Regions from separate parts of the Homo sapiens genome. Here regions 1 and 2 are each linked to region 3. Evidence: chromatin contacts called from ENCODE Hi-C or POLR2A ChIA-PET data. All regions are on one chromosome and are shown on one strand. The core of a region is the stretch at or near the end of the contact, and the rest is flanking DNA. Distances in the headings are between cores, read along the strand shown. Region 1 has its middle 66 kb from the start of C4orf54. Region 2 overlaps C4orf54 (chromosome 4 open reading frame 54). Region 3 has its middle 22 kb from the start of C4orf54.

Evidence for each region. A loop is a pair of places that touch in the nucleus more often than their neighbours do. ChIA-PET counts read pairs that join two places held with the same protein, here RNA polymerase II (POLR2A). Pooled maps may share reads with other maps.
Region 1: a loop to region 3 is called in a map of gastrocnemius medialis, with 4 times the contacts of the local background. The contact joins two enhancer-like sites. A Hi-C loop is called at or near these places in 12 of 168 maps with a recorded cell type or tissue (Right ventricle myocardium inferior, cardiac septum, gastrocnemius medialis and 7 more) and 3 of 50 pooled maps. POLR2A ChIA-PET finds 5 or more read pairs at or near these places in 1 of 52 experiments (MCF 10A).
Region 2: a pooled map shows a loop between it and region 3 (2.3-fold over the local background). The contact joins two enhancer-like sites. A Hi-C loop is called at or near these places in 1 of 168 maps with a recorded cell type or tissue (testis) and 2 of 50 pooled maps. POLR2A ChIA-PET finds 5 or more read pairs at or near these places in 2 of 52 experiments (WTC11 and activated B cell).

Annotation. Positions count from the first base shown.
Region 1 is chr4:99,722,318-99,725,017 of GRCh38, forward strand. No RefSeq gene overlaps it. Among named protein-coding and RNA genes, the nearest start is that of C4orf54, 66 kb to the left of the region's middle. Within about 2 kb of position 1,399, at least 12 of the 41 ENCODE cell types and tissues checked have a DNase peak (open chromatin) inside an H3K27ac peak, as active enhancers do; they include gastrocnemius medialis, heart left ventricle, heart right ventricle and 1 more, where a contact is called at or near this core.
Region 2 is chr4:99,641,492-99,644,191 of GRCh38, forward strand. All of the region lies in intron 2 of C4orf54 (chromosome 4 open reading frame 54), which reads right to left. Among named protein-coding and RNA genes, the nearest start is that of C4orf54, 15 kb to the right of the region's middle. Within about 2 kb of position 1,365, at least 10 of the 41 ENCODE cell types and tissues checked have a DNase peak (open chromatin) inside an H3K27ac peak, as active enhancers do; they include testis, where a contact is called at or near this core.
Region 3 is chr4:99,678,089-99,680,788 of GRCh38, forward strand. No RefSeq gene overlaps it. Among named protein-coding and RNA genes, the nearest start is that of C4orf54, 22 kb to the left of the region's middle. Within about 2 kb of position 1,388, at least 9 of the 41 ENCODE cell types and tissues checked have a DNase peak (open chromatin) inside an H3K27ac peak, as active enhancers do; they include gastrocnemius medialis, heart left ventricle, heart right ventricle and 2 more, where a contact is called at or near this core.

The DNA of each region.
Region 1 (2,700 bases), core at 149-2,648, 44 kb after region 3:
TTATGGGCCTGCATTATTACCTTTAGGTCTGAGACACAGTGTGGGTGTTGGTTATAAGGGAGTTTGCATGCTAATGAATCCTTTTGGAGCTTGCATTCTGTGGAGGGGTAAAGAAATAAGGTTATAAGTGAAGGAGCAATTCCTGTGATGCTACAAAAGTCCTCCTGAGCAACAATCTGGCACTTCGAAGGGAGGCAACAAGTTCAGTATAGAAGGACACAGAGACTTTTTCTCTCTCTTTAAATCCTTATTTCCTTACAGAAATTGCTATTCTACTGCCCTCTAGGAGAAGGCTGCCCAGGACAAGAATTTCCTTGTTAACAAAAATTATGGCCAAAAAACAAAACAGTAGCAGAGATATTAAAGAAGTATCTGGTTTGGGGAGCTGGGTGGATGATCCTAAATTAATTGAAATTGAAAGGAGATATATGACTGCGTTTTTGGCCTCTCTTTTACTGTCATCCCAGCCCTTAGGTCATGTTTTATGTTCAAGGCATTGTGATCATCATTCACCTTTGACTGGAAGAGCAAAGTCACTCCTACTGGACATGGGTAAATATAGTAAGACACTTGAAATGCAATGCCCTTGAGAAGCCGGCTTCTTCTATAAGGAGCAACTTTATCTCAATAACAAACAGACAATAAAGGGAACTCCAGCTGGCCTGATGGGTGTTTTGGAACTCAAACAGCTGCTTCCGGATGTATCATTCCCACCTTTCACAGCCTTTCAGCGGAAATACTTATTGGCTCACTCAGAGGATAGAAAATCTTTCCAATTAGGCAAGTTGGTGTAAAGGCCTGAGGTGGGAGCTGGCAATGCTTCCCAGAGGAGCCCACCTCGAATGGTAGCCTGAGTTCACGCTGAATGCAAGGACAGCGCTGTATACAACCGAGGCCTTTAGTCACAGATGTGGGACAGGGGTGCCTTCGATGGGTCTTGCTCATTTTTTCTGTACTATTCCATATCTAGTATTGGATTCTTTAATTTCTCCAAACCAGCATTTATGAGGAAAAAACACAAATTCTCCCTAGGCAGGCAGTTGTAAGTGTGTGTGTGTATACATCTGTGTGTGTATGTGTGCATATGTGTGTATGCATGTATCTACATATTTGGTGGGAGAGAAGAAAAAGCCAGTCTCCTTCTCCCTGGAGACTGATTATTTGTAATTATTCAAGACATTTATAAGTAAAAATATTTATAATATTGTTTGAATGGCTCAAACATAAGAAGTAGAAGAGATGTACTAAAATTAAAAGTGTGTCTTATAAAATGAACTAACTTAGTTTAAAGAGCAGCTAAGTTTAAAGAGCAGCTTTTTTTTCTCTATCACCTGCCTACCATGCCCCAGCCAACACGATTTGCCAAGGCCAGTGACTCAGCAGAGCGTGCATTCAGCAGCTACTGAATGACAGCCTTGGAACAGTTACTGCAGGTCTCTCCACTCCTATGAGCAGTATAGTGACCAATGAGTCATGGATCTTTGCTCTCACTGTTTTCATCTTGAAATGCACACCCACTGCTGTGTGCATTTTTCTGCACGTTTCTACATTGCCTCAGTGTTATAAAACAATGCAGTAAAGGGCTGTTCTAGAGGCTGCCTGAAGTCTTCTGTCTCAAGCCAGCTATTTCCTTATCTGACTTGGCATTTAAAACAGCTGGATGGCTCTGACAAATGTGTCTTGGAGCTGTGCACCAGGGGTACGTTGCTTTATGATATGATTAAGTAAAAGCATATTCTTTCTCTTGCATTGACTTTCTGTGTGCCCTGAACTGAAATCAGTCCAATCAGTAAAATCCTGATGCAGAAAATGATAAACCCCAAGGCTTAACTACTGTTACTGAGAAAGCCCAAACTCAGCTCCCTTGACACCCTTGAGAGAGTTTACTGTTTACCTGGAAGCCATGAATTTCTCTCCTTGTTGAAAAGCATGCAATTGCCATTAGATGGAGCTCAATGAAAGAAAAAATAGAGGATGGGCTTTTTCTGGGTTAGAAAGAGGTTTTTCCTGGAAAGTCTATTGGAATTGTTACAGGGGCAGTCTCAGTCTGGTATGTGTTTCAGAGTTAGCCTCCCTATAAACCCATCAGACAGCTCTGTCCATGCACAACCATAAGCATTAACATCACTAAAACTAGTAAATATGAGATATAGGGCCCTAGAAAATTATATAAAAATCCAACAGGATAAGCTAATTTATGTTGTGTTAGAGTTTAGAGCCCAGATTTCCTCATAATTTGTAAAATGAGATTTATCTAGTGTGCTTTTATTTCCCTGCTCCTCAATCATCCTCACCACCAGGAGGCTTGGTGTTCATACATGAAGAAAGCTAGTCAAAGAGATGTATAGCCTGGGAAAAGAAAGGTAACCTAGTATTCATGTTGGAATGAAGTTTCCAGTCTGGCTTTGTGCAAGGATGGGCATGATGGCTGAGCCAACTACTGCAAGATTGTTCCCTTTTGCTTTATGGCTGGGATCAAATCAGAACATGGGTGGTCCTATGTAACAGGAAAAATGTGTGTCTTATGGGAAAAAGCCAATGCTTGTATTGTAACCATTTATATGTCATTAAGTGACACTGGGAATTTTCGAAGGACATTTCACTAAAGAACTTCTGCATGCTGAGATTTTATATTATCATGAGATCAAAACATCAAGGGAAAGAAAATATAAATAAATAACTTTACTGCATTTATTTATG
Region 2 (2,700 bases), core at 115-2,614, 37 kb before region 3:
TCATAGCAAAGATAAAATATTATAATAGATATGTTTCTAATATTAGCATGCAGAAATATTTAAGCTAAATGGAAATATTTGAAATTTAGTTATCAATCTTATTAAATGAGTAAACTCCATGCTGAGAATTCTTGTAAAGCAAATGACCAGTACTTAAATTATGTGGAAATTCACATAGTACATTTTGTTCAAAATAAGATGTACTGGTTAGAACCTATCTTAGTTAAATCCATTCTAGAACAGCATTGACATGTTCAAAAGCTTGCTGAAGGTTAGCCTTCTCTCTCTATCTCCATATAAGTTCTAGTATATCTACCAGAACTTTGCCTAAGTAAGTTTTTTTTAACATTTGGGAGTTGATATTTGAACATAATATTATGAAAACAGAAATAGAGTGGCCTACAGGTAATATTTGTTAGGGATTAAGAAGGCTCATGTGAAAAATAACCTCCAAGAAGTATCAAATAACAGCTATCTAGCCAATTATATGCACTCAGAGTAGCAAGGCAAGGGACATTTTAATTCTGTCATCTAGAAACAAACCTGTTTAAATATGTGTTTTAAAAAAGAAGTCTATAAGAATAATTTTTAAGCTTATATGTATACACTCCATGTTTATTTTATTGTGTTGTACTTTATATTGAGGAATGACCTGCAAGATGAAAGGGACCATTGTGAATTTGGAGACCTCTCATTTGCTAAATGTAAGTTTTTCTACCTTAGGACATAAAAAGCAGCAATACGAAAAGAAAATTTAATTACAAGAGGGAGAAAAGAAAATGTGGGACTGAGAAGAATAATTTCAATGTGGATACAAGGATTTGATAACAACTCTGACTGAGTCCTATCACTAGGCAAGATTTGCAAAGACTCCTTGAGCAGTGAGAAGACATTAAGGGGAAACAGAGAGAAAAGAAAGAAACAATCGAGAGAGATTGCACTATAGGACGGTAATAGTCTGAGAAATGAAGGAGAAATCTGGTTATACAATCTGCTAGGATCATATTTAGGGATTGATAGTGTAGATATTGCCTTTTTGGATAGTCACAGAATATCGCTTCTGCTTACATTAATTTCAGAGGAATTTGGTTTGAAATTGAAAAGTAGTAAAGTTGCTCCCAATTCCTATTAAAGAAAAAGTAATAAAAATCGCCAATATAGCTAACCTGTTAGAGGCCTCACAAATATTTACTGCAGTAGAATGGATCACGAAGAAGTCAGTAAAGATGAAGGGATGACTACCCTGTGTCACCAGGGAGTTTAACTGGATGACTTCCCACGGTTTTAGGACCAGAACACATGACAGAGTTCAACAGGGATGCTGGGTCAGATTTTCCCTTTCTCCACGCCGGCCTGTGCCCAGACAGAGGGGAAAATCACCGCACACAGCTGGCAAGCTATGCTCAGAGTTGTATAACATTCTGGAAGGCCTTGGGGGATACTAGAGTACCCTGACACACAGCCAACTGGCCTGCCCTGAGAGATCAGCCAGCTAGCTCAAAGAGGACTGCAGAGCTGTGGGCACTGCCTCCGGTTTGGGGAAATACAGAGCAATCCTGGGCACAGGTCCATGATGCTTACCCTGGGAGTCTGCATTGATAAGGGCTGATTTTCTGCTCTGGTGAGGGGCCCTGAGAAGATAAGGGGATTCTGAGGCATTTATGAGGATCTAGTTTCAAGGGAGCTTGAACACCTACTACGAGCAATGTACTATGTGCTATGTCTTCTGTCATGGTTTTATAATTCAGTCTTCACTACTCTCCTGAAATGTACCCCATTTTACAGATGAGGAAAATGAGGCTCAGTGACAACAAGTCACTTGCCTGGACTACACTGTGACTAGTAAGTAAGACTAGTTACTTAGACTAGTAAGTAACAGTATTAGAATCTGAGTTGGGGTTGCCTGACTTCAAGGCACACGTACTTGTGATTTAGTAAAAGCCACACAGCTTCCCTTCAACTAAAATGCTTTAATCCACTGGCATCCAAGAAGATTTCACCCTTACCTTTACAGCGCACATTCTTCTGCTTTACATAAACAAAAATTCTCCTACCTCTGGGAGCCACAGCTCCTAGGAGTCCTTAAGCTGTCTCAGGTTTCTTTTTGGGGCATATAATGTTCTAAGGACAGCTAGTTTTTTAATCAAATGAAAAACACACATAGAGTTTTAGTATATGCTTAACACTGACAGATTCAGGGTCAGTTTCTTACCTTATTCCCTTTCCCTGCCCTTTCCCCCAAGCCACAACACACACACACACACACACACACACACACACACACACACACACACACACACACCCCCTCCGCGGCAGTAAAACGGCCAGAAGATTCTATTTCCTCTGAATGAAACAGAAATTTGGAAAATTAGCAGCAGGGCAGCCAGTCAATTCCAACTGTGTTCTTTTCCACCATCCACAAGGACTTTAATGTTTCATATAATTAACCCTTTAACGTACTGATGTGGCCGAGAGGAAAAATGCAATGGCTGAAAAATTTTGGAGAAGTTAGGTAGTGGGAAAGTCCTGACACAAAGAACAAATAAGAGAAGAGGGACAATTTACAACAAAGAACTGAGACCAGCGAGCAGAGAATAAGACAAATAAATGAGCAAGGGGGTAATCTATAAGAGCACGGGCCACGGAGCTCCAAGTGCCTGGATTTCAATAGGTGTTGATCTGGGATAAGTTAATGTTTAA
Region 3 (2,700 bases), core at 138-2,637:
TTTTTAAACACTTCAACCTCCTCCCACTCCACTATTTCTGATCCACTTTCATATTTTTAAAAAATAATACTACTTTCTAACATACAATAAATTTTAGTTTATATTTATCTATTATGTTTTTTCATGGTAAGACTATCTCCCACTGCCAGGGAATTAGTTCAACAAGGGCAGAGTTTTCTGTTTTGTTTACTGGTGTATTCCAAGTGTCTAGTAGAGTGCCTGACATATAGTAGGCACTCTATAAACATGTGTTTAAGAAATAAATGATTTATATATTAAAGTATTGAATCTTAAAACTCTGGGGAGAAAAGTCTTCTATAGAAGGATGATGGGTGAAGCAAGAAGCCCTGTCAGAAGCCTAATGCTCCAGTTCTGGTGAAGTCTGTTGGAGCTCTGACGAGGTGGTAGGAGCTGTGCAATCTTGTGTGTGGCCCAACCCCCTTGTCTGAACAGAGCTGACCTCACCATTAGCAAGTGCTTTCCAAGTCCTCACTTAGTCCTGGTCTCACTTCCAACACTTGTTAGATAATATTTCCTTAAAGCCCAGCTCAAACATTAATATGCAAGTGAAGCCTTAATCAACTTCTCTCCACCTAGGCTGAATTTGTTGCTACCTTATCTTGTTTTCACATCTTGCCCATATCTTTCACATAATGCTCTTCACACTGCATGAAAATTTGGAGACGTATCTTTATATATTCATGATTTTGTGTTTCCCCTGCTAGATTGTGAGGTCCCTGAGTATAGGGAATATGTTTTATTGATCTTTCATCTTTGTAACTAAACTAAAATTAATGCCTGCCCATGATAAATGGTCTGCAAAAAAGTAACAATTTTAGATCAAGTTCAATATATTTTATTTCAGGGAGATATTTTCTTGTCTTAAACAGTTTTAACCCAATCATATAATAACAACACATGCAAGAGGATTCTTTCTTATAGATGTTGTGCATATTTACTATTTTAAAAATGGTTTTAAATGAGAATGACCACCATTCCTGCAATTAAAAATTTTTAAATGCAGAAGAGTCCAAGAATGGTAGCTTGTTTTTTTTCTCTTTTGTTTTTGTTTCTTACCAGAAAAAAAGATTCAGAATTTTAGATTATCCCTCATTAAGTCTTGAGTTTCTGGCCTTGAAAGTTAAGCATGTCTTCAGCTCTAAAGAAGCAGATTAAGCCAGTTGTGCTGGCAGCTTGAAGCATTTGGAAGCTGGCCAGAACTGCCAAAGAATTTTTTTTGCCCTTTTTATTCTCTTCCTTTCCACCAGGCTAGCTCCGGGAGTCCATCTGCAGAATCAAATGAAAATCAATCCCTTTTTATGCAAACCTTCCTGAAACAGCAAGGCTATGTTTGGTCACAAGGGCGGAGGTTCGTGCAGTGGAAGCCCTGGTGGTGATTTCTCCCAGCTCAGGGCTTGCCAAAGTCGTCTCCACCTCATAGTGATGAAAGGCTGGATCAAATGGCTCTCAAAGCCAACTTCTATTAGACTTGCCTTTTCTAAAAATAGTGCACTTCAGTAAACACCATTGTGAGTTTGCAGTTTACTTGCTGGGGAGTACATTGCCACCTCCACCAAAATTTCACGCATGCATGTATTTATTTATATCTTATTGGACCTTCTTTTATCAGTTAAAACCCCCAGCAAATTTATTTTTTGTTTTAAAATCTGATATTTAATCAATTCCTGTTCAATGATTTAGAAAAAGTATGAATAAAAAGATCTCTGAATCAGAGCAGGTTGAATGAAAGAAGATTAACCAAAGATAAGATTGAAGTTTCTGCAGTTCTTGGAAAATGCCAACTGAGGTTGCAGAGAACCACTGCCCTGTGTCCTCATGGACAGTTTCACAGTCAAAAAAAGGATTGGGTCAATCAAATTAAGGTAGTGCATTGCTTGCTACAAATTCTCCTGAGTGGTGTTTACAGATTATAAATATGTATCCTGTTTTATTGTCTGAAAGGACCCTAACAGTGGAGGTACTGACCTTATTTTTGGTTTATGTTCACCTTTGATCCTGACAGAAACTAAATCTCTCTGTTCTGTAGCCAGCACCTGATCCTTGGACTTCAGTCCACCCTCACCTAAAAAAAGATAGTGGAGAAAAAGCACATCAAGTGTGCAAAGCTCAGCACTGATTTAGGACAGGAACCAAGGAACATGATCTCCAGTGGAAGCCACGGGGATCACCAAGGGAGGATGTGATGGTTTAAGCTGACTTTAGCCCAAGGGGTCCCCATGCTGGTGGGAGAGATGTGGGAATCTGAATAACCACAAATGGGCAGAGTATACTCTTTGTGGCATATTGGAGAGGTGACACTATGAAACCAGCTTCCCCCAACATTAGGGTCAACTGCATTAGATTTTGTGCAGAGGAAACCTCAGAGTCCCAGTGAATCATGGTCCCTTCCACCCATCATTTTCAACACCTGTTATTTCTTTCAAAGCTTGTTTGTTCTCTGGAAGATTTCTATTTTATCAGTTTATCAAGTCAACTCAACAAATTAGGATAACAGTTTTGGAAAACAAATCTTTCAATCTGAAAGCAGGTAGAAAAAAAAAGAAATAAGTGTTATATAACGCTAGCTAAAAATGAAAGAAGTGATAACAATAGGCAGAACAAAATAGGAGAGTTAAGAAGTTAAAATTTTGTGGATTTTTTTGTATTTTGCCCTTTTTCTTTTTCTCTTTTTGTGCCTAT